2 separate regions of the Mus musculus genome follow, and region 2 is linked to region 1. Evidence: chromatin loops called from intact Hi-C (ENCODE). Cell type or tissue: heart. All regions are shown on one strand. Links, peaks and the distances in the headings refer to the core of each region. The heading gives the core; the rest is flanking DNA.

The links. Hi-C counts contacts between places; a loop is a spot of excess contacts. Peaks named below come from ENCODE experiments on the same cell type or tissue, not always from the same donor. Only the 100,000 strongest peaks of a DNase experiment are listed, where the experiment ranks them.
Region 2: it touches region 1 in a loop (4-fold over the local background); 3 of 42 quality-filtered maps call a loop at or near these places.

What each region holds. Positions count from the first base shown.
Region 1 is chr4:119,416,573-119,426,962 of GRCm38, forward strand. It overlaps Ppcs (phosphopantothenoylcysteine synthetase), which reads right to left and starts at 5,848. Exons shown (of 3, transcript NM_026494.4): 1 at 5,274-5,848; 2 at 5,008-5,111; 3 at 1,955-2,721. The coding sequence starts at 5,781. The coding sequence ends at 2,398. It overlaps Zmynd12 (zinc finger, MYND domain containing 12), which reads left to right and starts at 6,112. Exons shown (of 8, transcript NM_001014900.2): 1 at 6,112-6,423. The coding sequence starts at 6,314. In heart, for the core only: a CTCF peak has its summit at 5,857 (motif pointing left); DNase peaks (open chromatin) are centred at 5,839 and 6,219; H3K4me3 peaks cover 2,451 bases; H3K27ac peaks cover 1,684 bases.
Region 2 is chr4:119,314,247-119,324,636 of GRCm38, forward strand. Ppih (peptidyl prolyl isomerase H) reads right to left here and starts at 6,277. Exons shown (of 10, transcript NM_028677.4): 1 at 6,163-6,277; 2 at 5,923-5,987; 3 at 5,584-5,607; 4 at 5,274-5,318; 5 at 4,298-4,340; 6 at 2,782-2,874. The coding sequence starts at 6,228. It overlaps Ccdc30 (coiled-coil domain containing 30), which reads right to left. Exons shown (of 15, transcript NM_029286.2): 14 at 10,295-10,362; 15 at 8,647-9,947. The coding sequence ends at 9,752. In heart, for the core only: a CTCF peak has its summit at 6,352; a DNase peak (open chromatin) is centred at 6,335; H3K4me3 peaks cover 2,260 bases; H3K27ac peaks cover 1,632 bases; H3K27me3 peaks cover 1,364 bases.

The DNA of each region.
Region 1 (10,390 bases), core at 1,400-9,399:
AGATAAATATTTTTTTTAAAAAAAGATTTATGTGCATGTAGGTTTACATTGATAAGTTAATGTACATCACAGCTAGAGCCCAAGGAAGCCAAAAGAGGATACCAGATCTCCTGGAACTAGATACAGTCCTTGGGAGCCTCGTGGGTGCTGGGAATGAGTCTTGGTTCAGTAGCCATGTCTTCTTCCAGCCCCAAAGTACTTTAGTGATACAGTTTAGCACAGGCTCAACTTAAATCTTCAGATGTTCTTTTTTCGAGACTCCAGGTGCGTTGTCAAAGCTGGATTTCTGGAGGCTTCTGCTTTTCTGGTATCTAAAACGCCACCTACATTTCTTGATCTTATTCTAGCTGCCAGCCCTTCCTTCTGGATCATGTGGGGGACCATCACCTCAACAGTGTCCCCTATTTTCTGTTTTCTTCCTTGGCCTTGAAAGTGTTTCCCCTCTCTGATCTAAAATGCTCACCTCCATTTCCACCCACTCCCACTGATCAGTTTCATTATCACCTCCTTAGGTAAGGCTCCTTGGTCCTCCGAGCTGGAGCAAATAAACGCCTCGTTTCCCTTTGCAAGTATTTCCTCCTGCTAACACACAAACACACACACACCTGGAACTCCTACCTGGGTGTTTTGAAGCTCTCAGAACAGACCATAAACCGAAGGGAGAAGTCTCTGGTGAGTCCATAAGACAAGTTAGAGATTGTTTGGGGCTTTAATAAAACGATCTTAAGTGGGCTCTCATGAATATTATCATCAAAATCACCTAGTTCTAGCAGATGAGTCAGCACCCAAGGCTGTGCCTGTAGAGAGGAAAGTCATCTTTTACAGCACTGTTCCAGTGGCGAAGCCTGTTGTTTTCTGGAAGTTTTGCCAACTAGACCTAAAGTTCATGACAACTGTGTGCTCCAAGAGATGGTTTCACTCCTGGCTGCAGCAATAAACCGTCTTGTGCTGGAGGCCACAATTCCAAACTTCATTGTTTCTACTTATCTTGCTTGCCACTTCTGTTTATGTCATAACTGAAACTCTGTACTGTCAGGGTACCTTTCCAACTCCATGGCCAGTTGTACTGTAAGCCAGGTTTTGACCCAAGGCCTGCACATGCTAGCCAAGTGCTCAACTACTGAATTTCACCATTAGTCCCTAACTGAAATTTATGTAGAACACTGACTTCTACATAATAACAGCACCCCCCCACCACCACCACAGACACACACACACACACACAACTGTATTTAGGACTACCCTACGTCTCACTTACTGGAGATTTTTCTGCACTAGGTATTCACTCGTACTCTAAAACAGGATAGTGAGAACTTCTTAGGGATAGTGAGTTTCTCAGGGACTCAGTGATCAAATGTTTTGGCCTGATTCTGAGAAAAACGGTAATTGCACCAGCGTACTGAGTGTAAAGTGCCAGACATGAGACCAATGCTCTATTTTTATCCCTACACTGTAGATACATAAACTAAGATTAAGTCAAGGGCCTCATTCATGAATCTAGTAGAATGCCCAGCTGGCTATCTAAACACCACACTTTATCACAGGGTAACAGTTCCCTCAGGGCAGAAGCAATCATTTAACTCCTGCCAGGGTCCAAGTGGAAGGCTGGTTATCTATCCGAAGAACAGCCTTAAAATATTTGAAAAGTATTACCTAAATATGGAATAAATCTAGGCCAAGAGGCAAAAAGTAGATGTAGGGAGGTCTGTGATCTACCTTATCTGCATTACTCCTGTTTTAGTAAAAACGTCTTTCTTCTTAAAAGACCCAGGTTTGATTCCCAGAACCTACATGGAGGCTCACAAGTTCCAGAGGCTCTGATTCCTTCTTCTAGCCTCCAAAGGTACCGCAGACCCATGGTGTATAAACATACATGCAAGCAGAAACACTCAAACACATAAAATAACTAAATTGTAAAAGAAAAAAAAAACAATAACAAAAAACCAGAAACCCGCCCTTTCCAAGTGTCCCTTTGTGGGCACATACTTTATTGCACATAAATTTTTGTACATCCAGTTCCCAAATGAGACGTGCTCATTCATCTTTCAGACCCTCACAGCTCACAAAGGCCCTGGCACATGGTAGGCACTTGATAAACACTTCTTCAGAGCATGACCATTCACGCACCATGACCTTACAGTAGGCCAACACGCAGCGGCTCCTGGCTCATCTGCTCTGCAGGCCACGCAATCCCACAGTCCTCTTTGTGAACTCTTGTTCACTTTCCAGATCCAGGAGAGCGTCCAGTGTTTCACTCTCAGAACTGAAGTCCCAGCAGGCACTTGCCTGCACACCGCGTTTACTATCTCTTCACTGTGTTGATCCTTAACAGAGGATCAATCTTAGTTCCTATCAGTGGTAAGAGCTCTGGTGTTTGATCCTAGAGGAGCATTTCCTTCAGTTTTTGTCACATATAAAAGCTGTGTGTCGAGACCGAAGGTCATCTACTATCTTCTCTTCTATCACCAAGCCTTTTGCCACCTCCTCCTCGGACAGCAGTAACTCTGTCTCCGAGTCTTTGGTTACAATAATCACAAAGGACTTTATTGACTCCAGGATGTTGGCCACCACCACCTGATGCTGGTAAACTTCCAAAGCATTCCGAGCCCGACTGATTATGATGTCCGGGTCTGTCTCCAGCTTAAAGGAAACTACAAACGCTTTAGGAGCCCAGTCTTTGACCAGAGGGGAAAGCATCTTTGGCACCATCTTCATTGTTATCTGTATCCGAAAAAGCAAGCCAAGTTCAGTTAGTTAACACTGGTCAGTCCCTACCAGGGATCCAAGCAACCAAGGACCGACTTTTGACTAAGGTTAGGTGGGCTTTCTTACAGTTTGGAAACTTCTTGCAGCACACCAAATGCCAAAGACTGGGTTCTGTAGATTCGTTTAGGTTCATATTGAAGCCTGAATTCAGAGCCCATCATCTACTTTGCTGCAAAGTATGTTTTCTGAACCAGTCCTGGCCTGCCATTTTCATTACAATTTCTCAAACGTTCCCCTTTATTTTACTATTTTCAAAGACAGTGTTTCACTATGCAGCCCCGGCTAACCTAGAGGTTGGTATATGGGCCAGGTTGGCTTCAAATGCTGATCTTCCCGCCAGTCTCCAGAGGGCTGGGGTTAGAGGTGTGAGCTGCCACCAAGCCTGGAACTTCCTTTTAACTCATTTAAATATTTTTAAGTCTTTGAGGATTTTATAGATTGTATTTTAATCATACTCATCTCTTTTATTTTTTAAAGAAAATCTGAAGATAACTATAATCTGTTCATAAAAATGTTACTTTGAGCCGGGCGTGATGGCGCACACCTTTAATCCCAGCATTTGGGAGGCAGAGTCAGGCGGATTTCTGAGTTCGAGGCCAGCCTGGTCTACAAAGTGAGTTCCAGGACAGCCTGGGCTACAGAGAAACCCTGTCTCAGGGGAAAAAAAAAAGTTACTTTGGCAGGATTCCAATATATTGGGTTTTAAATCTCTCAAGTCTAAAATGTCGTGCTGGTGGGCGTGGCTACTGATTTGATTTGTACTTGGAGGTTTTTTTTTTTTCATTTGTTAACTAAAAGTATTAATACAATAATCACAACAGAGTACTGAGACATGACTGACTTGGTCTTCACTTGATTAAAGTCCCTGCCCTGTTTCCTAAACCTTATACAACCAAAGGGGAATACTAAGTTGTTCTGGATTTTTTTGTTTTTGGTTTTGGTTTTTTTTTTTTGAGACAGGGTTTCTCTGTTTAGCCCTGGCTGTCCTGGAACTCACTCCGTAGACCAGGCTGACCTCGAACTCAGAAATCTGCCTGCCTCTGCCTCCCAAGTGCTGGGATTAAATGTGTGTGCCACCACTGCCTAGTTCATTCTGGATATTTTTAAGGTAGAAAGAAAAAAAAAAGGATAAACTGGAGATCCCAGGATTTTTAAAGAGTATGAGTTCTGCCTGCAAGTGTGCCAGGAATCCCACACAAGCTCCCACTTGATCTCTCTTCTTGGCATTTACCACCTGTGTGCATCAGGGATTCCCCTGCAGACTGAAAGCAATGCCAGCAACTGCCAGTGTACTTCTCTTCCACAATAACACTTGGCACACAGTAGGTACTCTGAAATGTGTAACTTAACTATCCCCAAGGCGCCCCTCAGACAATTTCATCAATAAACACTACTTATATCAGCCAACAAATGTCTATGATTTCCCTCATGTTCCAAGACACCAAATCACCTTCAATTTTCAGCGGTGACACTAAGGTGACACTATCCTCCCCTTCTTCTTCCTGAAAGGACAATAACCCCCACTTATCCCTCTGCTTCCTAGTTCCAAAATACTAGGATATTCTGTACAAACAAAACTTTTTACTTTTATTTATTTACTTTGAGATTTATTTACTCTCTCACTGTGCAGCTCTGGCTGGCCTGTAATTCACTAGGTAGACCAGGCTAGCCTTGAAATGAAGAGCCCATCTGTCCCTGGAGGGCTGCAATGAAAGGGAAGATGCTGCTGCATCCAAACAACGTCTTGTCTTTCCTTCCACCTTTGTGTCTCCAGGCTCCACAGGATAAAGTTCAAGGGTCTTAAGGAATACAAAGGTTGTGTATACCAAGAGGCAAGATGCCTCTTCAGCCTTACCAAAGCACTTTGGTTCACAGAACATTACCCAGTTGCAAACTCCAACTTGTAACTCCACTTAGAATAACCTTCCCCACTTGATCAGGCCCTCTGTCCATCTTTTGATGAGTCATCTCCATCACCCTGACACCCCCGTCTCACTACCCCGGGGATCTGACTGCACTTTGTACATACCTCCACTACAGCATTTATCATTCTGATCTGTGATTATGGCTGGTGTCCAGGCCCTCGCTAGACTGTGAGATCCTTGAGGGCAGTGTCTTATTCATCTCTGTATTCCCAGTGCCTAGCTCATACAGAAGGCTGAAAGGCCATCCAGATCAAGAGGAAAGTAACCCAAGATTGGTTAGAGGGGGTCAGATCTCTGGAAGAGAAGAGCCCATCACCTGCAGTGGGCCACCAGATGAGTGGATCTTGTGTTCAGGCATTTCGGAGACAGGAATATAGAAATCTGACACTGCCGCGGCCAGGTAAAACATCGCAGAAGAGCCTGTGAAGATAAACGGAGTATAAGAAATCGGGGAAGGGCATGGAATCTTTTCTTTAACTCGGGTTCCTTGGCTGTGGGGTAGGCAGCAAGCAATAGGGAAAAGAGGCTAGGGAGAACGGCTCTACAGCCAGGAAAACCTTTGGATTTCCTTGGAACATTCACCTAATGGACTGAGAGCCAGGGCAGCAGCCTGCAGCAGATGCAGATAATCCGCCAAAGTGGTAAACTCTACAGCCAGAAAGGTGCCGGCAGCGGCTGCCTCTTGGTAGCTCTGCAATGCTGCAGCAAAGCCCGGGAGCGCATTCTCTTCGGCCTCCAGACTCAGCTTGCCCGACTGGGCTGGGCCAGAAGGCCGAAGGGCTGACAGCCAGGCCTGGGGCGGGAAGCGGTGGGCATAGGGGAAGGCCGAGCGCGCTCGGTACAAGAACAGGACTCCATAGCCGGCAGCCAGGAAGACCTCCGCCGACGCGGCTCCGCGTCGCCCGCTACTGAAGTTGTCCAGAAAGCGCACGGCTCGCGCTTCCAGGGGGACCTTGGTGCCTCCAGATGTGATCAGCACCACCCGCCGGCCCTGCTCGCCCAGCCTGGCCGCAAAGCGAGCCATAACCTCGGCCCAGCGCGCAGCACCCGCAGGACGCGGCAACTCAGCCACCAGGTCCATTTCCGCCATCTGCACTGTAGTCACCCCACGGTAGAACCACAGCGCCCGGGCACGCCGGGCCGCTGGCGCCACGCCCCCTTCCGGATACCTGGGCTGCGCGCAGCCGCAAATAGTGACTATGGTCATTCCCTTTCCTATGTCCGCCAGTAGGTCCTGATCTCGCTAAGGCTCGAAATGCTTGCCTGTTCTGGGAAAGCCCGTCGGGAAGCGTCTAGAGGAAGAACGTATCTAGAAAATCCAGAAAAATTATGCTTCCTGTGGATTTCCTAGTTTGGAAAACGAAATGGTTGTTTTTGACCTATACCGGCCACCGTATAGTTCTCCCCAGGCTCGGGCTACATGGCAGTCAAGTTCTGGCTATTTAACCTTTGAGATTTAGAGTTTGTGCTCTCCCCTCCCCAATTGTCGCAGTCAGTCCCGCCCCTCCCCCTTGCCCTTGAAATCCCGACGTCCGGGCTGGCCCGTGGTTGTCACGTGACACCTCAGCCTTGCGGATGCTAGCCAGGCAACCGTCCTGGAGACCGACGCCGCCGGCCGCACCATGAACGTGATCTACCCGCTGGCGGTGCCCAAGGGGCGCCGGCTCTCCTGTGAGGTGTGCGAAGCCCCGGCCGAGCGGATGTGCACGGCCTGTACAGTCACTTATTACTGGTAGGCCCTGGAACATGGTGCCTGGTGCCTCTGCTCCCTCCCTGTCTCCCAACACGGGTCTGGCCTCGTGTGTCTGTCCTTTGTGGCCTTTCCTGCCAGGGACCCCACAAGTCCAGAGCAGGCTTGAAGACGCGTGTCTAAGACTTCTGTGGCTTCCTCTGCGTCTTCTCCGGCTCTGCTGGGTTTTTTGCCTGATGTTTTGCGGGGCTCCTACTGTTACTGTGTTGCAAACCCTTCCTGGTGCTGAACATAATGGGGCCATTTCTGTAGATCTCTCCTCTCAAAGCTCAAGGAGAACTCTGAAGACAGAGAAGTAGACAAATGATAATTTCAGGGAGAAATGGCAAGTCAAAGGAAATGGGAGGAGAAATTGGGCAGACAGCTTCTCTCAGAGTAGACGATTGGTCTGAAGTTAAGGAGCTAAAGAGCCGGTGTTCTTGCCCTACAAAGGCACAGGTAGGGTTCTTAAGTAGGGAAGACGTGTTCTTCAGGACTAGAAGAAAGACTATTGGCCAGTGCACAGCTAAGGGAGTTTGAATGTAGGAGAGGTAGTAATTCAAGATGCGAGGGGTTTAAATGTATTCGCATTAACACCATCCCCATCCTTTTTTATAAGAGAGTTTCATGTAGTTGGTCTCAAACTCACTATGTAAGCTAAGAATTGAACTTTTGAACATCGTACCCACACCCCTCAAGGGCCGGAGTTGCAAGTATGTGTTGCCATGCCTGGTTTGTGTAGTACTAGAGAGAGAACTCAAGGCACCGTGCATACTAGACAAACTACCAACTAAGTCACATCCCCTGCCCTAGACTCTATTTTGGGCCTCACAAAACTAGGATACTGACCTTCCAAACTTAACTCATAGCCAAATGACTTGTGTGTGTGTGTGGTTTTTTTAAAGCCTTATTTTTCATTTTACATGCTAAGTTCTGTCACTCCTGAGCCCTGAGACTTCTGAGGAGGGTAACATGGTGACTGGGGCAGTATCTAAAAAAGGTTTCTTTGAAATAAGATTTGAGTATTGAGAGGCCAGTACGGGCTTGCTATGTGAAGACACAGAAGAAGGGTGGGCCGTTCCAGCCATACAGCACTGGTTTGGTTAAAGAGTGAAAGACCTTGGCTGAAACCTAAATGGGAAAGAAAGCTGCGTGAGTCCCAGCCAGTGATTTCCACACAGGGATTCGGTGAATAACTCACAACCTGCATTTATACTGCATAAATAATATGTATTTGTAAGATGCATTTCTTCCTGCAGGCAGCAGCAGTGTGGGACAGGGGAGGGTCACGATGGCAGGCAGCAGCAGTGTGGGACAGGGGAAGGCAGACCCTGCCTTCTCGTTAGATCACAGGATCCTCCCCTTCTCAGACTGTTCCAGGTGCCCTTCCTCCATGTCCTACGTGATACAGCCGTCCTCATTCTTGGCAAGTGAGCATGGGCTGGAGTTCAGCATCCCAGTGCTCAGTAAAACAGCCTGACATTTTTGTGGAATTTCTTCTATTTTCTTCTGTATATTTATGGTATAAACTATGAATTGTGAATATGTTCCAAGGTGATAGATCTTTTAAAAACAGGACATTTATTTATTTAATTGTATTGGTGTGTGTGAGAGAGAGAGAGAGAGAGAGAGAGAGAGAGAGAGAGAGCACAGATCAAAGGACAGCTTTCAGGAGTGAGTTCTCTGTAGCCCAGGCTTTACCACCTTTTTGTTCCCAGAAATAGCGACTCAGACTGAATTATCTTTAGCTTTGTTCCCCAACCATCATGTATCCCAAAAATCCTATTCATTCATCCTATGAGTGCCACATGGCAAGTTACCTCTTCTTCAGTTTGATGCTTCTGTCTCCATCAGCATTCCTGGGCGAATCTCCTTCTCGCTCCTGACTATCCCAAAAATCCTCTATCTGTATCAGAACTTTTACCTCCCTATTTCCTGCCTCAGCTCATAGGCCAAAAGCCTTTTATTGAAGATTTCACACATTGCACAAAAGATTCCCTCTACAGTTCTCTGCTTCAGCATGCAGGTTCGAGCCCAGATCATAAGACTTGCTGGGAAGAAATCTTGCTGGCCTGGAATAAAACATTGTTAAGAAGGATAATTTTATGAAAGTACATATAGAAACATTAGTAGTATATCAGAGAGCTCTTGGTTTATAGTACAGTAGATCATAGCATATAGATAACAGTAATTTGTGATATTTTCCCTTTAATTGAATGTTTGTGATACAAACTTAAAGGCCTTCGCTGGCCAGCAGGGAGAAAATGTCAAGTGGTATTTGATGATAAGAAGCAGTAGGAAACTGGGTGTGGTGGTTCATGCTTGCAATTCTAGCACATGGGAGGCAAAGGCAGGAAGATCACTGTAAATTCAGGGATGGCCTGGGCTAATAGTTCAAGGCAAGCCTGGGCTACAGCGTGAATAGTTTCAGAAAGAAAGGGAAGGAAGGAGAAAGGGAGGGAGGAAATGAAAGGAAGAAGGAAGGAAGGAAGAAGAAAGAGAAGCTTTAGTGGATGGTAGAATGGATGCCTTGCATAAGGGCATCCAGATGGAGGTTAATAAACCCTGATGATGCTTGAATAAAACATGTCGGCCTCATAAACAGCTTAACTGTGCTCCCAGCTCCTCCTTTATATCCTGGCCTGGGGTGAATGTATGGGTGAGACAGCTCAATATTGATGGCACCCAGAAATGTATGAAGAAAGCTGTTTATTTAAAAAGGCAAGCTATGTCAGTTACTGTCAGTGGAACAAAGGTCAGGAAGTTGGATACATTATTTATTACCTTTTCCACCGTTCCCAGTGACTCAGCCTGTCTGTCCCTCTGCTGTGGAATGTGACTGCTTCTGAATCCCAGTGAAGTGTTTTTGTTACTCTGTTTTCAGTAATTCTCTAAGATACCCCCACCATTAAACAAAACAACAAAATCCTTAAAATGCTTTCTATCGCTTCTCTGGTAGTAGTATAGTTTGTAAATTAAATCCTTGGCTGTGTTCCTGTTATCTGGAGGAGGAGGAAGAGAGAGTGGTGGCTGCAGCCATGTAGTTCCCATGGCTGCTTTTGTGCTGCATCCAGAGGCTTGAGTTATTGCACCTGAGACCTTGGAGCTCCGGAAACACACAGTAGTTGTTGTCCGGAAGAAAAACAGAAACACACTGGCCACCTTTCCCCTAGATTATAGTTACCTGTTTTGAAATATGTATAATGTATAATAGATGCGTAGGTGAAAATGTCTCCTTAGCAGTAGAAATGCAAAAGCCAATGATTGCATACCCTCAACCAGAGCCTCAGAGTACACAGAGCTGAACTGACAGGGTCGAAGCAGGGAATGGTCCAGGCAGTAACAGCAGTGGGAAGCTTTAATAGCCCACGTCCAGGAGTGAATAGAACAACTAGGCAGATATTCCTTAAGGAAGTGTAAGACTAGGGCAACTCTGTAAATTAACTAGGTCCAACCAAGTCTGTGGAACACCCTAATAACAGAACGTGCATCTTCTCCAGTGCAATGTTAGGTCATAAATATGGAAGGAATAAAATCACAGAAGGTAGGTTCTGTTATGGTGCAATGAAATCATAACCAGTAACAGAAGGAAGTTTGGTAAGTTTACAATCAGGTCAAAAATAACACTCTTTAAAATCCAGTGGGCCAAAGGGAGACTGAAAAATGCTTTGAGATAAATGAAAAGGAAACAACAACATATACCCATACTTATAGGGTATCATTGATTTTGTAGTTCCTATGAATTTACAGCTGTTAATGTACACAGTAGAAAAGACCTCAGATCAGTAACTTAGTATTCCATCTAAAGAACAAACAAAAAAAATGTATTCATTAACCCATTCATGCATGGCTCTGCATTAGATCAGACATGCTAGGAGAAGGAGCAGAGGGGAATAAAAAGGAGAGTAGGAAAAACTATAGAAAGGATAAGTGAACATCACTTTCTTGAAAAAAAAAAAAATCACAAAGC
Region 2 (10,390 bases), core at 1,388-9,387, 100 kb before region 1:
TTTGCCTCAGCCTTGCAAGCACAGAGATCAGGCATATGCACCATGGCCAGTTTCAAAATAAACTTTACACTAATGTACTCAATGACATAGTATAAAAAAGCAGGCTGTAATCATAACTGCCTGTTGCTAAATCCACTTTCATGTCTCAAACCTATATTGAGCTCCTGCAGTGCTGCCTTACAACAGTGTCCATGTAACTACACCAAGATTTTGGGGGTGGGGGGAAGGGAGACAAGAAATAGAAAAATGAAAGTGCTATCACTCAAAGACATACAAAGCTGGGCATAGGCGCCCATGACTATAACCCCAAAATTGTGAGACAGAGGGAAGAGAGCCACAAGTTCAAGGCCATCCTGGTTTCATAGACCACTACTGTGGAGACGTCAATGGCAGCTTGGGGGGTGGGGTATTGATGGGACAGATTTTACACAACACCACTACTAATGACTCTGAAATGGCCAGTTCTATGTTTACGCATGAAGCAGTGGATGTCTGGGGTCACCTCTAACCTGGGATTGTGTATTACACTTTGGGAATCACTTTGATCTTTCTTTTCTTTAACCATGCTGGGAATTGAACTTGGGTCCTCATACATACTAATAATCTAACCATTCAGGAGACAGAAGCAGGAGGATGGAGGCAGAGGGAAGCCAGTTTGATCTATGGAGCTTCCCGGTCAATCAGGGCTACACAGTGAGATCATGTCTCAAAAGAAAGCTGTGATATTTGCACATATTTTCCTGAGCATCTCATGCATGAAAGGAAGAACTCCCTCCTGTCCACCACCAGCCAGCTAGAGTAGTCTACTGCTCGGGAATGGGCACAATTTGCAGGACGCACATTCCATCTACCTCTACTCTGCTGCAAACAGACACAGTAACAGTTGTACAAAACATCTGTGTGGCTCAGGGACCCTCCCTCCGTGTCCTCCCGTGGACACATCTTTATTCTTCCTTTCTGGTGGTGTAACTCATGTTCAGGGACTAGCCCTGCAGTAGATGACACAGACTGAACCCAGAACCCCACCAGTGGCTATGGGATACAACCTGCCTGGGCCTGTTTGCTCATTGTCTCATTAAAATGAATTAAGACAGGGAAGGTGCTGTAAGCACCCAATCGCTCTTAGCCGTCGTTCTCGTAACTGTTCTGTCACTCCTTTGCGTCTTTCTGTGGCAGGTGACAGGGCCTTGAGATCCCTGCCTTTGAAGAACTCACAAGGTGAAGGAAGCCAAGACAACCATGCCACAGATGACGCTGGTGCAGGCCTGTAAACCCAGCTCCTTTGGTGGCTGAGGCTGAGGACTGTTGAGCTCAGGATCTCCCTGGGATACAGAATGACTTCAAAGCCACCTTAAGCAATGAAGTAGGATCCTGACTCAAATGAAAAAAGCAGAAAGAGGGCTGAGAGGCTGGCCAGAGGGTCAGAGGGTAAAAGAGTTGACAACCTGAGCTTAACCCCTAGAATCCAGGTAAAGGAGAGAGGAGAGAACTGACTTCCAAAACTTGTCCTCTGACCTCCACATACTCACACACTGGAAATACACACCCTCAACATAATGCATTCGCATAAACTCACAATAATAACAAATAAGCTGGGTGTGGTGGCCCTTGGGACATAGAGGCAAGTAGATCTATTTGAGTTTGAAGCCAGCCTTGTCTATATACCAAGTTTCATGCCAGTCAGAGTTACGCGGTTAGATCCTGTCTCAAAACAAAAAGAATAAAGAGTTGCAAAGGGCTGGGCAGGACATAGCCTATCATGCATGAGACCTTGGGCTCAACCTCCAGCACTACACAAACAGAATAGAGTCAAGCAAACCCCACCTGTCCCATCCCTGACTATTATCACTGTGTTTCTGTGTGGGCTGGGATTTTTGCAGTCTATCCAATAGACCCGAAACACTCTCCTCTTAGGGAGTCGGCTACAGAACTACTTAAAGACTCATATCTTTCTCCTCTTGGAAGGCTTTCTCTAGGCCATTAGGGCCCTTTCATGTACCCCGAGGTGCCCTCACTTACTGCACTGATGGTGTGAACTATTTTATACGGGGCTGGTCACCTGCATGTGCGTTTGTTGTTAGACACTACATGTCACAATGGTGGGGATCATGTTTATGTCTTATGCTTTGCCCTGAGGCCTGGCATGGAGCAGCTGTGATGGAATCTTTCAGCTCCTAGATGCCTGAGAAGATGAGTGCAGAGTAGGTGAGCAGGAGAGAGAATATCCACGTAAATACTGGGACCCAGGAGGTAAGGATTGGGACATTGATAGCAGGATGGGTAAAGCAGGGATGGGAAGTGGGGGCAAGAGGAGTGAGTAAGGGAAAAAGAGGGAGGAGAGTGAGCAAGGTGAAGTGGGCAAGCAATGAGCAGAGGTGAGCTGGATGAAGGTATGAGGGAGTCTGAGCAGGGCCAGGAGTGGGGAAGAGATATCAAGATGTGGGGATAGAAAGGATGAGCTTGGAGAGGGAGAAAGCACGTGTGTGGTCACGATGGTGGTGAGTGAATCACGGCTACCAGGGCCACACGAAGGTGAATACCAGCCTTGGAAGCCTGCACACCACTGAGGCTAAAGCCAGTCTTGGTGCAAACAAAGGCCCAAGTCAGAGCTCAGTGTTTTCCACAGCTGCTTGCACCTGCCCAACAGAATCAAAGCACACTAAGGAAGGAGGAGGGCTAGGTGCAGGTGAGGCCTGATTCCAAGAGACAGACCTAAGCCTCAACAAAGCACCAGAAACCAGCCATTGATCTAACCCCAAATCTTAACCGAACCTCACTTACCATGGAAAGCAGGCCTGGAGCAGAGTGTCTAAGTTTAAAATTTTCATCCGCAAATGGACCCCGGTAAATACTGGCGACTCCAGTGCCATCGCCCTGAGTAGAAAAGAGACATATCAGAGGCCGGGAGTGCTGCACACCCTGGAAGGCCAGGGAGAATGGTGCAGTGCTAAGGGGAGCTAGCCAGCCAGCTGCCCTAGCTGAACCAAGCAGCTTCTCATCTAGTGAAACCTTGTCTCCAGGTAGTAAGGTAGTGACTGACAGAGCACACCACATGTCTGCCTCTGGCCCCAACATCCATGGGCTTGTACACCTGCATGCTCTTGAGCACATGTGTGCACGCACACACCACACACACACACACACACACACTGGATGTGTGGAGAAACACTGTTGCACTTTAAGCCCAGCTCTTTTTTCCCTTTTTAAAATTCATTTATTATTATTTAAAATTTTATTTTAGGTTTTTGGGGATTATAATCACATCACTGCCCCTTCGCTTTCTGCCCCCAAACCCTCCCATATTTGTTTTTCAGATTCATGGAGCTGGAGTTACAGATGGCTATGTAGATGCTGGGAATCAAACCTGGGTCTTCTGAAGAGTCAACAGTGTAACTGCTGAGCGATCTCTCCAGTCCCCCAGATTTCCCAGTAGTATCACATAGTTAAAATGCAGCCTAAGTGGAAGCAGGATTCAGCCTAAAGCCTGCCATTGCAACCCTGTGTAGGAGGAAGACCTCTAAAGACTCACAAAAATCTAACTAAATTTACAACTGATGGAGTAAGACCATCTCTCAGACAAAAGGACTTAGTAACACACCCACATAAACAATGCTAACAGCAAGGAGACAGCATGCACAGAGGTGGATGGGTAAGGAAAGAGCTGGTTTAAGAAAGAGATATTCTAGCTTATTGGACACACTCCAAGGAAGGATGGAGACACCAACAGTCATGGTCTTTTTGTGAAGAATGGATCTGCTGGGCTACCTCAGCAAGCAAGCGAACACCCTTTAAACTTCCTGTCTCTCCTGATCTGATCCCTTGCTTGCTAACCAGCTTGTGATTAATACCTTAGCTTTCAAAAGGAAAAGAGAAAGAAAGACCGGCCCCTAACCCCCCCCAGAGCAATCCAACAAAAAACTAGAGTTTTTAGACAGTGACAGAAGATGTGCAGATGTGGAAGGAAAAATGGGAGACAAAAGCAGTCAGCTCCCTTCCTTTTGAGGGAAAAATTGCAGTCAATTTCAAAGTTTTCTGTGAACAATGAATGTGGACCGTCTCAGATCACCTATAGGTATGCCAGCAAAGCCCAGTTTCTAGTTACAAACAGCTAGGGTTTGGAAAGTGGAAGTTTATGGTTCAGTAGAGTATTGTTATGTGTTCTAAGGACACAGTCAGTGGTAGCCAGCAACTCTACAGTACATCCCATGCCCTCTCCACTTAACTTAGCTATTGCTCTTAAGTCTCAAGACTAGGGCCCTGCCAGAAAAAAATAACAAAGAAAAGAAGCAGTACTTACATTAACAAAATCTCCACCCTGAATCATGAAATCCTTTATGACCCTGAAACAGTTAAAAAAAAAATCCTGAGAAAAGATTCAGTGGATTAATCACTGAAGCTTAGAAAAGGGCGAGCAAGTACAGTCTTAACTCAGTTGATCTTAGATGCGTGAGTTCGCACCTGAACATCAGGAAGGGGCTGAAACCAGGCTAGAATCACCAACAGTCACCAAAGGAAAAAATCATGTCCAGGGCTTATTGCAATTTGGGGGAAAAGAACAACAGCAAATCTAGGTGAATGGACTACTGCACACACAGAGACTTGATGGTGTTAGCTAGTACACCAGCTATGGCCCTTCGCTTTGCTTAGCCTTCCTTGAAGAACTCGGAAAACACATACTACTTCACAAGAATGCTAGGGAGGGTTACAGACTGTAGCTTTAAAGCCCTTATGTGGGAGACATGGACATTTTCAGGATTAGAATAGAGCAACTTCTGTCAAACTCTAACAAAAAATAAGTAAATATATCATGAAAGCCAGGCTCCTACAGATGACTGCCTAGCAACGGTAACTAGCAAAGCCTCTGCTGAAGTCCTGACTGGCGCCAGGGAGATGGGTCAGTGGGTGAAGTGCTTGCTGTGGCAGCCTAAGGATCTGAGCTTAGACCTCTGGGAGCACGTGGCCACGCACCTGTACTGAACAGGTACTGAAAGGGTACAGCATGCTTTCCTTGGCATCGTTTCTGCAATACAGCATTCCACCAAGTCAGGGATGACTTAAGGCGCTGTGCATAGGCTTCATGGTGTTCAGTACCAAATCCAGGGCCTTATGAATGCTGGGCCAATTCTCTACCACCGAGCTACAGCCTCAGCCGCGAACATGCCATTTAAAACAACAGCCGTAAGCCTCACAGAGTTTGAACTCAGGTGTGCAGGACTGCCTGTACAGATACCAAGCAATGACTGCATTTCCAGTTTTCCAAAAACCTCCCTTACCTGTGGAAGGTGCTTCCTTTGTATCCTATCGGAACGCCATCTTTTCTGTAAACAAAGAAGGAAGAGACTTGGAATGGGGAAACACAATGGTGGGCCTTTCCCATTTAGGCTACACCAGAGGCTAAAAGGGCTCTCACTAAGATCTGGAGGGGGAAAAAGAGAGAGAAAGAACCCATTCAAGGTGTCACCCTCTCTCTGCATATCATCTTCCATTACTTAAGACCTGTTCATGGTTCTCCAATACCCTCACCAAACATCCAGGGCACCCCTTCAGGAGTAGGCAGAGAAATCAAACACATCTGAGACTGACCTGAACTCTCCGGTGCAGAATTGCCTAAAGGGAAAGAGAGAGCAAACGATTTAGCCTTCGTACGATCACTGCTTGAAGCACCTCTAATCTCTGGAGAGGAGAGTTCAAACACTGGGGCCAGTATGTCCGCCAACTAACTGATCGGGCGGATGTCAGGGCAGGTAGACTAGTGATAGAAGTTGATATGGGATCAGTCACAGCCGGTAGCTGTTTGGCCAGTGAAATACCCAGACCACAGAGCTGCAAGGCAATGAATAGATGGACAGAGGCAGACATGGCAAAGACCGACTGGAGGCCGGCTTCGGGCTCAGCTCTGGTTCACTTGGAGCATATCCTTACCTAAAGTTCTCTGCCGTCTTAGGCACCACGTCTGCAAAGAGCTCGATTTTCATGCGACCAACTTCCTGCAGAAGAAACGGGAGACGCAACACTCAGCTCACGACCGCTGTCCACGAAGCTCGAAAGCTCCCACCTCCCTCCGCCGCCTGGCCCAGCCGGTCTCGGGAGGGCTATAAGGGGCTGCCTCCCTTACCCGAGGCCAACCAGCCCGCACGGGCCGCTAGGTCGCCCGCACCTCACCTGGCCGCCAATGCTGACATCGAAGAAGACCACTGGATTGACTGGACTTGAATTTGCCACCGCCATGGCTTTGACCCGGAAGTAGAAACCCGGCTTCCGGTGGCAGGTCCCGCGAACTTCATCCGGAGCGCAGACGCAGTGGAAACGGACCGCGATTGCGCCCCGCCCCGGAAGTGTGGCGCGCGCTGAGGTTGTTGGGAATGGTACTGTTTGGCTGAGCTGGTCGGAGCTGAGGGGAGGAAACGCAGGCATCTTTGTCAAAGTCTGTGGGCTCCCCACTTGCATGACTGTATTAGTGCAATAGAAATGAATCTTCTGCAGACAGCATGTCCTGAGCAGTCACACTTGGTGTCCCCTGTCACAGCTCATGAGCCGAGGATCCCTGAGTCACCTTCCATATTTTAAAATGGTTTGTTACTGTAGCCTGGCTCAGTCGGGTGCTGGAAATGTAATTTTATTTATTTTCTTATGATTGTAAAATTTTTTATTTTTTAATTCACATTTACATCCCCAGTGCTGCCGCCTCTCCCGGTTTCCCCACCCCCTCCTTCTCTTCTCCTCTGAGAGGGTAGAGACCCCCTCTGGTTTTCCCTCCACCTTAGCACATCAAGTCTCTGCAGGGCTGGCCTCATCCTCTCCCACTGAGTCCAGACAAGCAGAAGAAACGAATTCCACAGCAGGGCAACAGCTTTTGGGATAGCCCCTACTCCAGTTGTTCGGGACCCACATGAAAGACCGTGTGTGTGTGGGAGGGGGCTAGGTCCCGCCTGTCTATGCTCTTTGGTTGGTGGTTCAGTCTCTGAGAGCCCCAAGGGTCATAGTTGACTCTTGGTTTTCCTGTGGAGTTCCAATCCCCTCGGAGGCCCTCAGGAGTCCTCAAGCTCCATCGGATGTTTGGCTGTGGTCTCTGCATCCCTGAGTCAGCTCCTGGGTGGAGTCTCTCAGGACAGCCATGCGAGGTTCCTGTCTGCAAGCACAACAGTCTCAGGGATTGTTGTTTGCCCATGGGATGGGTCTCTAGGCTAGTAAATCGTATGGGGCTTTGCCTATTTAAAATGCTGTTTGCCACTGCTGGTAGCAAAGACCAGGAAGTAAAGGCTGGCTTCTCTTATACCACTTTTACCAAGTACCCTTCTGCCTCTGTTTTGGAGGGCATTCAGTTGCTACCCCCCCCCCCTCTTTTCCTTCTCTCATGCTTGCTCCGGCCCAAAGATACTTATATGTAAGTACACTATACTTGTCTTCAGACACCCCAGAAGAGGGCGTGGTTGCTGGGATTTGATCTCAGGACCTTCGGAAGAGCAGTCAGTGCTCTTACCCACTGAGCCATCTCTCCAGCCCTGGTTGTTACACCCTTTAAGGTTTTTTGGTTTTTGTTTTGTTTTGTTTTTGCTTTTGGTTTTTTGAGACAGGGTTTCTCTGTATTGCCCTGGCTGTCCTGGAACTCACTCTGTAGACCAGGCTGTCCTCGAACTCAGAAATCTGCCTACCTCTGCCTCCCAAGTGCTGGGATTAAAGGCATGCACCACCACTGCCCAGCTTAAGGTCTTTTTTGAAACATTTTTTCACTTTTTTTTTTAATTTTAAGACAGTCTTGCTGTGTATCATGGGTTGGCTTTGAACTCTTCCAACTTCCTATCTCAGCCTCCCAAGTGCTGAAATTACATACATGGATTGCTATATTCTTTTGGAACTGGGGCTGGAGAGATGGCTCAGGAGGACTAGAGTGTTCCAACACCCATGTGTCAAACTGGGTACCCTCCACATGCCTGCATGCCCAGCTTCGAGGAGGGTGGATGTTCACTGGGGCTTACTGGCTTCCAACCTCTTGGAGAAAACTGGAAGCCCAGGTTGAGGGAGAGACTCTGCTTCAACATAATAGGTGGTAGATGACAGAGGAAGCCATTCAGTGTCCTTTTCTGGCCTTAGTGCCTGTACAGATGTACATATCCACACATGTGCATTTACAGAAATGAATATTAATACTAAAACTACAGAATTTGAGAAAGGTATTCAATGCCAAACCTCACTTCTACATGAACATTCGCCCTCAAAAATGTATTTAAATGAATGTTTTATTGCCAGTCAGTAGTGGGACATGTCTATAATACCAGAACTCTGGGGGCAGAGACAGGCAGATCTCTGAGTTGATCCACAAGAGCAAGTTCCAGGACAGCCAGGGCTATACACAGAAATCTGGCCTTGAAAAAAAAAGTATAATAGGATACAAATACTTCAAGGAGCTATTGGCACTTGATAGCTGCTGGAAGAGGGGGAATCAGATTGCTTTAGTGTAGCACCTGCTTCATTGGAAGCCCACACAGCCAAGCATATTTGGGCATCACAAATTGGTTTTGGTGAGCTTTAGAAAGGAGAGAGACAGAACACCAAGTTGGGTAGGTAGGGCAGTGGGGGTGGATCTGGAGGAAGTTCTCAAAGATGTAATGGAAAATTCAAATCAAAATACATACATTAGCAGGGTGTGGTAGAAGATGCTTGTAATCGCAGTATTTGGGAAGTGGAAGTAGGAAGGTCAGGAGTTCAAGGTCATCTAGCCCATCAAGTTTGAGGGTAGGCTGACCCTGAGATAACATGAGATGTTATCTCGAAAGTTCCCAAATGAGGGGCTGGTGAGATTTCTTGGCAGTAAAGAGTTGCAGACTGTTTCCCCAGAGGACCCAGGTTCAATTCCCTGCATCCATTTGTCTCAACCATCTGTCATTCAAGTTCTAGGGGGATCTGAAACACATAACAGCACTACACATAAAGCTTTTGTTGAGTCCTCCAATGAACACATACTTGAATAAGGACACTAAGTGCAAAGCGCAGTGAGTTGCACTGACAATGCGCGAGAAGGTTGCAAGTGTCCCTTATTGCACCCACTACCCCTTGCATGGCACTAAGTAAACCTTTCTATTTATTCACCACTGGCCAATTCCCTCCACACCACGACCAATGCTTTTTTTTATTCTGTGCTTACTAAACATAAATCTTCTCTGGTGGAGTATTACTAACGTTATTTAAAAAAAAAAAACTCTTCAGGCCTGGAGAGATGGCTCAGCAGTTAAGAGCACTGACTGTTCTTTCAAAGGACCCAGGTTTGATGCTCAGCACCCACATGGCAGCTCACAACTGCCTGTAACTCCAGTTCCAGGGGATCTGATACCCTCACACAGACACATGCAGGCAAAACACCAATGTACATAAAATAAAAATCTTCTTAGGGCTGGGGAGATGGTTCAACAGAGGACTGGGGTTCCATTTCTAGCACCCACATGACACAGCTGTCTGCTACTCTAGACTCAGGAGAGCCAATGCCCTCTTTCTGGCATATGCACAGAGTATATGGACACACACACAGAGACAAACCACTAATAGACAGAAAAAAAAAAGAATTGAAAACCTCATTATCAATAGGTATATCAAACAATTACATCTTTGAAAAATTTTAATGGCTGTTTAATAAGCGATTTTGAGGAATCCTTGTTGATGTCCAGGGTGTTCTGTGAGACTGCTCCTGCTCGGTTTGCACCTTTGTATCCAGGCTCTGAGTTAGTAGGCATGAATAGTCTTGTAGCTACCAGTGAGGTCATAGTTCTGGCTTTTGGTCCCCTTGTGTGTTGTGTGTCTCTTTTAGAGAAGTCACATTTATATATCCACTTTCTGAATCCTGTGAACGTGAAAGAGGCTCGGGGGACTTGGGGATTGCTGCTGCGCCTTCCCATTTGTGCAGCTCAGTCTCCTGGAGATTTTCAGCTGACAATACGAAGCCTGTCCCTGAGAAACTGAGAAAGGCCACGTGTGAGGGCATCAACTTACATACAACTTCCTGGTAGAAGCTTAGGGCTACGAGTCTATGGCATTGATAGGACTTTAGCACTTTACAGCTGTCAAATCAAAGAAAAAGACAAAATAAAAGCTATCGGAGGCCTGCGCTCGTGGATTATCCCCTACCTGAGATTGGTATTCTGTAGGACTGGAAAGCTGGTGAGGAGAGCACAGACTGGGTGCAGATTCAAAAGCCAAATATAGGCAGAAAAAAAATCCCCCCAAAACAAAGCCAGCCACTCTGAACCAGTAAGGAGCCATCTTAGGTGTGCAGCTAATGACAGTCTTGATGTATATAACTCACCTGGAGTTTTGTAAAGGTAGTATCTTTTTGAGTATTTCAAATGCAGCGTTGTCAGTAATTACTGTTTCCTAAAAGAAAATTATATATCTTTAAAAA